2 separate regions of the Homo sapiens genome follow, and region 1 is linked to region 2. A link is a contact called in ENCODE Hi-C or POLR2A ChIA-PET data. All regions are on one chromosome and are shown on one strand. Each heading gives the region's core, a stretch centred on a gene start or an enhancer-like site at or near the end of the contact. The rest is flanking DNA. Distances are from core to core; before and after follow the strand shown. Region 1 holds the start of DMAP1 (DNA methyltransferase 1 associated protein 1). Region 2 holds the start of CFAP57 (cilia and flagella associated protein 57).

Evidence for each region. A loop is a pair of places that touch in the nucleus more often than their neighbours do. ChIA-PET counts read pairs that join two places held with the same protein, here RNA polymerase II (POLR2A). Pooled maps may share reads with other maps.
Region 1: a map of CD4-positive, alpha-beta T cell shows a loop between it and region 2 (8-fold over the local background). The contact joins the promoter of DMAP1 here to the promoter of CFAP57 in region 2. A Hi-C loop is called at or near these places in 2 of 168 maps with a recorded cell type or tissue (CD4-positive, alpha-beta T cell and CD8-positive, alpha-beta T cell), 1 of 37 single-sample maps with no recorded cell type and 8 of 50 pooled maps. POLR2A ChIA-PET finds 5 or more read pairs at or near these places in 1 of 52 experiments (OCI-LY7).

The regions. Positions count from the first base shown.
Region 1 is chr1:44,212,179-44,215,046 of GRCh38, reverse strand. DMAP1 (DNA methyltransferase 1 associated protein 1) reads right to left here and starts at 1,576. Exons shown (of 10, transcript NM_019100.5): 1 at 1,189-1,576; 2 at 606-697; 3 at 149-344. The coding sequence starts at 1,293. RefSeq lists enhancers at 1-230, 231-732, 1,498-1,737, 1,476-1,770 and a silencer at 2,168-2,267.
Region 2 is chr1:43,170,768-43,173,718 of GRCh38, reverse strand. It overlaps CFAP57 (cilia and flagella associated protein 57), which reads right to left and starts at 1,389. Exons shown (of 23, transcript NM_001378189.1): 1 at 1,266-1,389; 2 at 809-984. The coding sequence starts at 965. It overlaps EBNA1BP2 (EBNA1 binding protein 2), which reads left to right and starts at 1,429. Exons shown (of 9, transcript NM_006824.3): 1 at 1,429-1,666; 2 at 1,750-1,833; 3 at 2,068-2,240; 4 at 2,840-2,951. The coding sequence starts at 1,601. MIR6733 (microRNA 6733) reads left to right here and starts at 2,007; the gene lies at 2,007-2,067. RefSeq lists a silencer at 963-1,162 and enhancers at 1,273-1,322, 1,403-1,532, 1,082-1,717, 1,663-1,892, 1,718-2,354.

The DNA.
Region 1 (2,868 bases), core at 327-2,826, 1.0 Mb before region 2:
TGCATGCATTTGCCACGAGGATTGAGTGGGTAATCACAGTTGGGCATAAGCGTGCCCCCAGAACCAACCCTAGGAGACTGGAGAGCTCGCACAAATGGCTCAAAGTGGGAGGGCAATCTTGGCCTGTGTCCGAATGAAGGTAGCTTACCTTATTGAACCTGGCAAAGGGGTAGTCCTTGCCCTCCTCCGCTGCACGTCGCCAGTGGAAGAACATTGCTCCGTCCTTGCGGGCCGGGTTGGTGAATGGCATCCACTTCCAAGGCCGCACCTTCTTGGAGCCCAACTTGGCCTTCACTGTACGGTATCCCTGGCCAGTGTCACTGGGTAGCAGTGGGGGTGCATCCCTGGCAGGGAGGTTTAGGGAGATGCGAGGTTAGAATCAGAAGGTGTGTTAAAGAGCTTTTTGTCCCAGGGAGCTGATCTACCCTACCCTATAGCAAGAAAGTCATGTCCTGGAGCAAAAGACTTCAGGTCCTCCTGCATCCTGCTAAGCAAGCAGGAGCCCTTGCTGGGGAGGAGAAAATTGTTAGAGAAAACTAGGAGTTAGGGGCATGGCAGGTGAATCAGGGGCCAAAACCTGGGGGACTTGGGACTCCAATACTTGCTTCTTGTCAGAGTAGAGCAAGGCATAGACTTCCCGGTGCATGCCCTCGGGCCTCTTGAAAGTCAGTGTCTCAGAGGACTTCTTGGATTTTTTCTGAGGAAGGAAACCACAGAAAGGAACCACAACCTAGACCCTTTCCTGAAAATTCTTTAGTCCAGCTCAATCCCTGAACAAAGCAGCACCTACAGGGTCAATGACAGGCAAACTGACACACTGTAAAGGCACAGAAACCCACTCCCAGGAACACCATCCTACGCCCAAATCAGAGCAGTCCCCTCCCCATCCCACCAACTCTCAGACTGTTACAATGTCTTGATCTCTCCCCAACAATATCTTGCAAAAATCACACTTGCCTGGTCCTCTCAGCTCTTAGAGGTGTCATACCCTCTTGGTCCCACCATCTCCCACGATGTCCCATCTCCTCCCTCCCATCAAGGATGACACATATTCCCTGTCCTGTTATGTCACCCCTTTTATCGCCCAACTCACTGTAAGTGTAGCACCCATCCCTTGCCCGTTGTCACTCCTCCCCATCTTCACTCCCCTACCCTCCCCTAGTCAACGCTTTCAGGTGCCCCTGCTACCTTGTCCGGGTTGATAATGTCCTTCTTGCTGATGGTCCCAGAGGCTGCATCCCCTTCTGGACCCCCGAGTTCTAGAATGTCCCGTACATCCGCGCCCGTAGCCATCGCGCCTGAGAGATGGGGGAGCCACCGGAGGTCAAGGGTCAGTGCCTGAAGAAGGACCAGGCTCAGGTCAGGGGGCGGGGCCAATCCAGACCTAAGCGGAGGCGAGTTGAAGGGGCGGGCCAAGAGGAGAAGGGTGGTCCAGGTCAGGTCGGGGATCTGCCTGTGCCCCACCGCTTGGATGTTCCTAACGGCCCCTTCAGCCACCTGGGCCCTCGCACTTCCGCACCTGGGTCCGGCAGCTGCAGCCCCCACTACCACTCCCCCGTCCCCGCAAAGCCGCGGCAGAAACTTCCGGCGGTGCTCATTCGGAACGCGGCCGACAGAAACACTTCCGGTCGGTGTTGTAGGAAACGAAGCCGACTGGCAACCGAGGGTGAAAGCTACTGGCCGTGCTGAGCTTGCCACCCTTTGGTTCTCCCGCGAGCCTGTTTTCATTGGTGCACTGCCTGCTTTCTGGCATTTTCCCTCTACGATGCTCCGTTGCGTCTCAGGCAGTGAAGAGATACCAGAACTTTGTGACTTTGGGAAGTCACTTAATTTCTCTGGACCTTTTTCTTTATTTGCCGAATGGAAATTGTAATGGCACCTGTGTAAATGAAATACCAAGAATCCTTGTAAAACATTAGCACGGTGCGTGGGACATTTACTATTTTTTTATTAAATGAGTTAATGATTTGAATTGCCCCCTCTTCATTAAGTGCTAATATGTACTAGGCACTGTGCTAAGCTTGGAGGTGAAGAGATAAACTTCAAATTGTGATAAGCTTGAAGATGAAGAAATAAAGGCAGAGCTTCCTAGGGCGGCTGCCAAAATGGAGTAAGGTGTGGGCCCTCATTTGCACCTCCTCTGATGGAGATAGCTGTGGGTTGTGGCCTCGTGGGGATTTCCTGGAGGCCAGCTTCGTGGCACTTCACTAGTACAGGAGCTAGCTGCACTCTTTGGGCTACGAAGAAGCCCAAAACACAGCCCCAAGCAGGAACCAGCTTAGAAGTATCCCTCAAGGGAATAAACCTGGGGATCTTCCTGGAAAGAGAGAGACAGGAGGTCCTGAGGAAGGGCACAAGGGACAAGGAAAGCAGCTCCCAGCTTCAGCAGTCTGCAAACCAGCCTGTCAATTTGAAGGACACATAGCCTGTGGGATAGGGTGGGGCTTGTTAAGGCATTAAGAAGGCCAGACCCCAAGTCGAGACCTGCCAAAGATACCAGCAGGGACTAGAGGAGCAGACAGTTTGCGCAAGTTAGCTATAAGTGGTGTAGCCTGTTCTGGCCTGGAGAAGACAAGGGGATACAACAGCTGTAGCCACAAGCCTGACTAGTCCCCAAAACTTTGGAGAACTAGGCCTGGAGGTACAAACCTGTTCCTGGGTCTGATTCCTGGATGGATCCACTGAGCTCCAAACAGTTGCCGGAGGAAGTCACAGTCTTACAGCAGAAATTGTCCACAGGGTAAGGAAATGGTCCTTGGAGCCAGAAAGGGAGAGAGCAATTGGCTGCCTGAAACACTTGACCCTAGTTGTAGTTAATTAATTGTGTAATTACTTGTTTAATATATATCTCTAATAGACTCATTTCTG
Region 2 (2,951 bases), core at 140-2,639:
TCAATATTAGAGTGAATACATATATTTGAGACATTATATTCATATGATGGAACACTACATAGCAATAAAATGAACTTGGCTATATGTATCGAGATGTGTGAATCTCAAAAGCATGACATTGAACTGATGCAGCAAGACACAGAATACAGGGAGAAGCACTAGAACTGGTAATATTCTGTTTCCTATGCTGGGTGGCTGGGTTCACAGATCTACATTCTATTGTAATTCTTTAAATATGACATATATGTAGGGTACATTCTTTTGTATGTATATGTCACAATAAAAGGTGTCAATGCAACAAAGAATGGGAAAATGGATTCGGTTGTTGAAATAATGAATATCATTAACAGGACCACTGTGAACAAAAATAAGGGCTGTAATGCTATACAAATGGTTATTTGCGACTTGGGATAAAGTTTACAGTGTCTTCATCATACTTGGATTCAAACGGTGATATAATGAAGGTGGTGTGCTCAGGAAAACTGTTAGACAACTCAAAAAGTGGCTCTGGTGATGACAAAGGCAGTGATATTGAAGACACCAAAAGAGGGGTTCTTAACATATTTTCATGAAATTACAGTGAAAAAAGTACTTTTAAATTAACATTTTATATGTGATTTTAACTACATATGCGTGACTGATTAATCTAGTTTCATAATACAAGTCGCCATTTATTTCCTCTACATTTATAATACTGCATATATATTCAAATTGGCCAAAATCTTTCTTTCCAATCATCATGCTGGGATTATGGGGTTATATGTGGCACATACCATTCCTGTATATGTCAGGATGGAAAAAGTTTTACCTGGAATGAATTTTTGCCATTTCTGATCCACATTGTACTTCACACAGTGATTTCCTGAAGGAAATATAATGATCTGTTCATCGAAGTAGAAGATATTGTTGGCCACGTGGGATCGAAGACCAAAAACATGCAGCGTCTGAGCTACCACGGCTGACATGATCTCCCGCCAAACAGTTCTGCTGAAGACCAAGGCAGCGCTTCAGAGTGGAGAGCACCGCCCCGCTCCGACCCCGCCCCCGGCCCGGACTCGCCCTCCCCGCCCTTTGCTCCTCCCCTTGTCTCTCCCCTTTCTCCTCCCCTTGTCCCTCCCCTTTCCCCTCCCCTTGTCCCTCCCCTTTCCCCTCCCCCGGGGTCCTCCTCCGCGCCACCCCACCCCCGCGGCTCCTTTTTCTGCCTTTTCCTTTGTACCCTCACTGCTACCAGCTCCTTCTGGCGACCCCCAGGTACCCCCTCCCACCTTTCGTTTCTCTCTGGGTCAGCAGACCACGCATGTATCCAGAGGCGCTACCTGTAGGGATCCTAAGCAACCCGGACACTTTCAAACGCCGTAGCGGTTCCTATAGCAACGACAAACCGGAAGTATGGTTTGCCGCCGGAAGCGGAAGTCCCAATCAAAAGTTGAGCAGTAGCTGTGAGTTGCTGGCGCTGGAGCGATTCGGTGGCACGTGGAGCCACGGCGTGGGAGTAGGGGGCTGAAGGCAGGCAGCAGCGGCCAGGGCCGCCCTCTGCTAGCCGCTTGGGTCTCGGGATACCCCGTTTCTTCCTGTAGGTGTGGGACGTGCGTGCGGCGAGATGGACACTCCCCCGCTCTCGGATTCGGAGTCGGAATCCGATGAATCCCTTGTCACAGACAGAGAGGTAGGTGTCAGCCGAGCTCGTGGGGCTGGGCGTGGGAGAGGGGGCCTTACACCCCTGGGAGTGACCGTGATTGTGTCCTGCAGTTGCAGGATGCGTTTTCCCGAGGGCTTCTGAAGCCAGGCCTCAATGTCGTGCTAGAGGGGCCGAAGAAGGCCGTGAACGACGTGGTGAGCGTGGGCACAGGGTCGGGGGTACTCGGACATGGGATGCGCTTCAGGCGCTGTTGGGCTTGGGAGACCGATTCTTGTCCCAGGAAAGATGCACCCTGCGCCTCGCCAAGAGGGTCAATTACCTGTCTGGGTATTGGGGATTAGCACTTTGTCCCTTCGCCTAACAGCCTGTGCTTGGGAAAGACAAACTCAGAGTTCCCTTCTTGTGAGCTCAGTGTCTGGATTTCCTAGAATGGCCTGAAGCAATGTTTGGCAGAATTCAAGCGGGATCTGGAATGGGTTGAAAGGCTCGATGTGACACTGGGTCCGGTACCGGAGATCGGTGGATCTGAGGCGCCAGCACCTCAGAACAAGGACCAGAAAGCTGTTGATCCAGAAGACGACTTCCAGCGAGAGATGAGTTTGTATGTTTGTTTTCAAATGTTGGAGAAGTTGAGGATCCTTGTGCAGGAGAGTGGGAAAGAGGGGAAATTAGTAAGTCTGCACTCAGAATAAGCCTAGGAGTAGAGAGAGCGGCTTCTTTTGACTAAGAATAGCTAGGAGATTCTTCCTGTTTGAGAGAAGAGCTCTTTGGTCCACGGTCACGATCCAAAATCCACTTTATGGGCTAATTTGAAATATTCATGTTAAAACTTTTTGTGCATGCTTCAGTTATTAGGAAAACAAACAAACAAACATTGCTTATGGGATGTTCTTGTGTGGAATTGCTTTAGTAATTACATAAGAATCCATAATCGACATTCGTTTGTGTTAATGGGTACCTTTAGAGTAGTCATTCTCTTAAACTATTTTTAGCAACACCCCTCCCCTTTTTAAAAACTAGTATACGGCTACATTTCTTTTAGATACTAAATCAGTGAGACAGTTTTTGTTTGTTTGTTCTTGCTAATGGAGGTCAGATTTTGAGAGTCCTTCTGAGCTTGGATAACTCATGATTGGCGGTGAAAAGGAACGTAAGGCCTCCTCCTTCACCTCATTACACATTTTGTCCTACGATTCTCAGCTATCGCCAAGCCCAGGCCGCAGTGCTTGCAGTCTTACCCCGCCTCCATCAGCTCAAAGTCCCTACGAAGCGACCCACTGATTATTTTGCGGAAATGGCCAAATCTGATCTG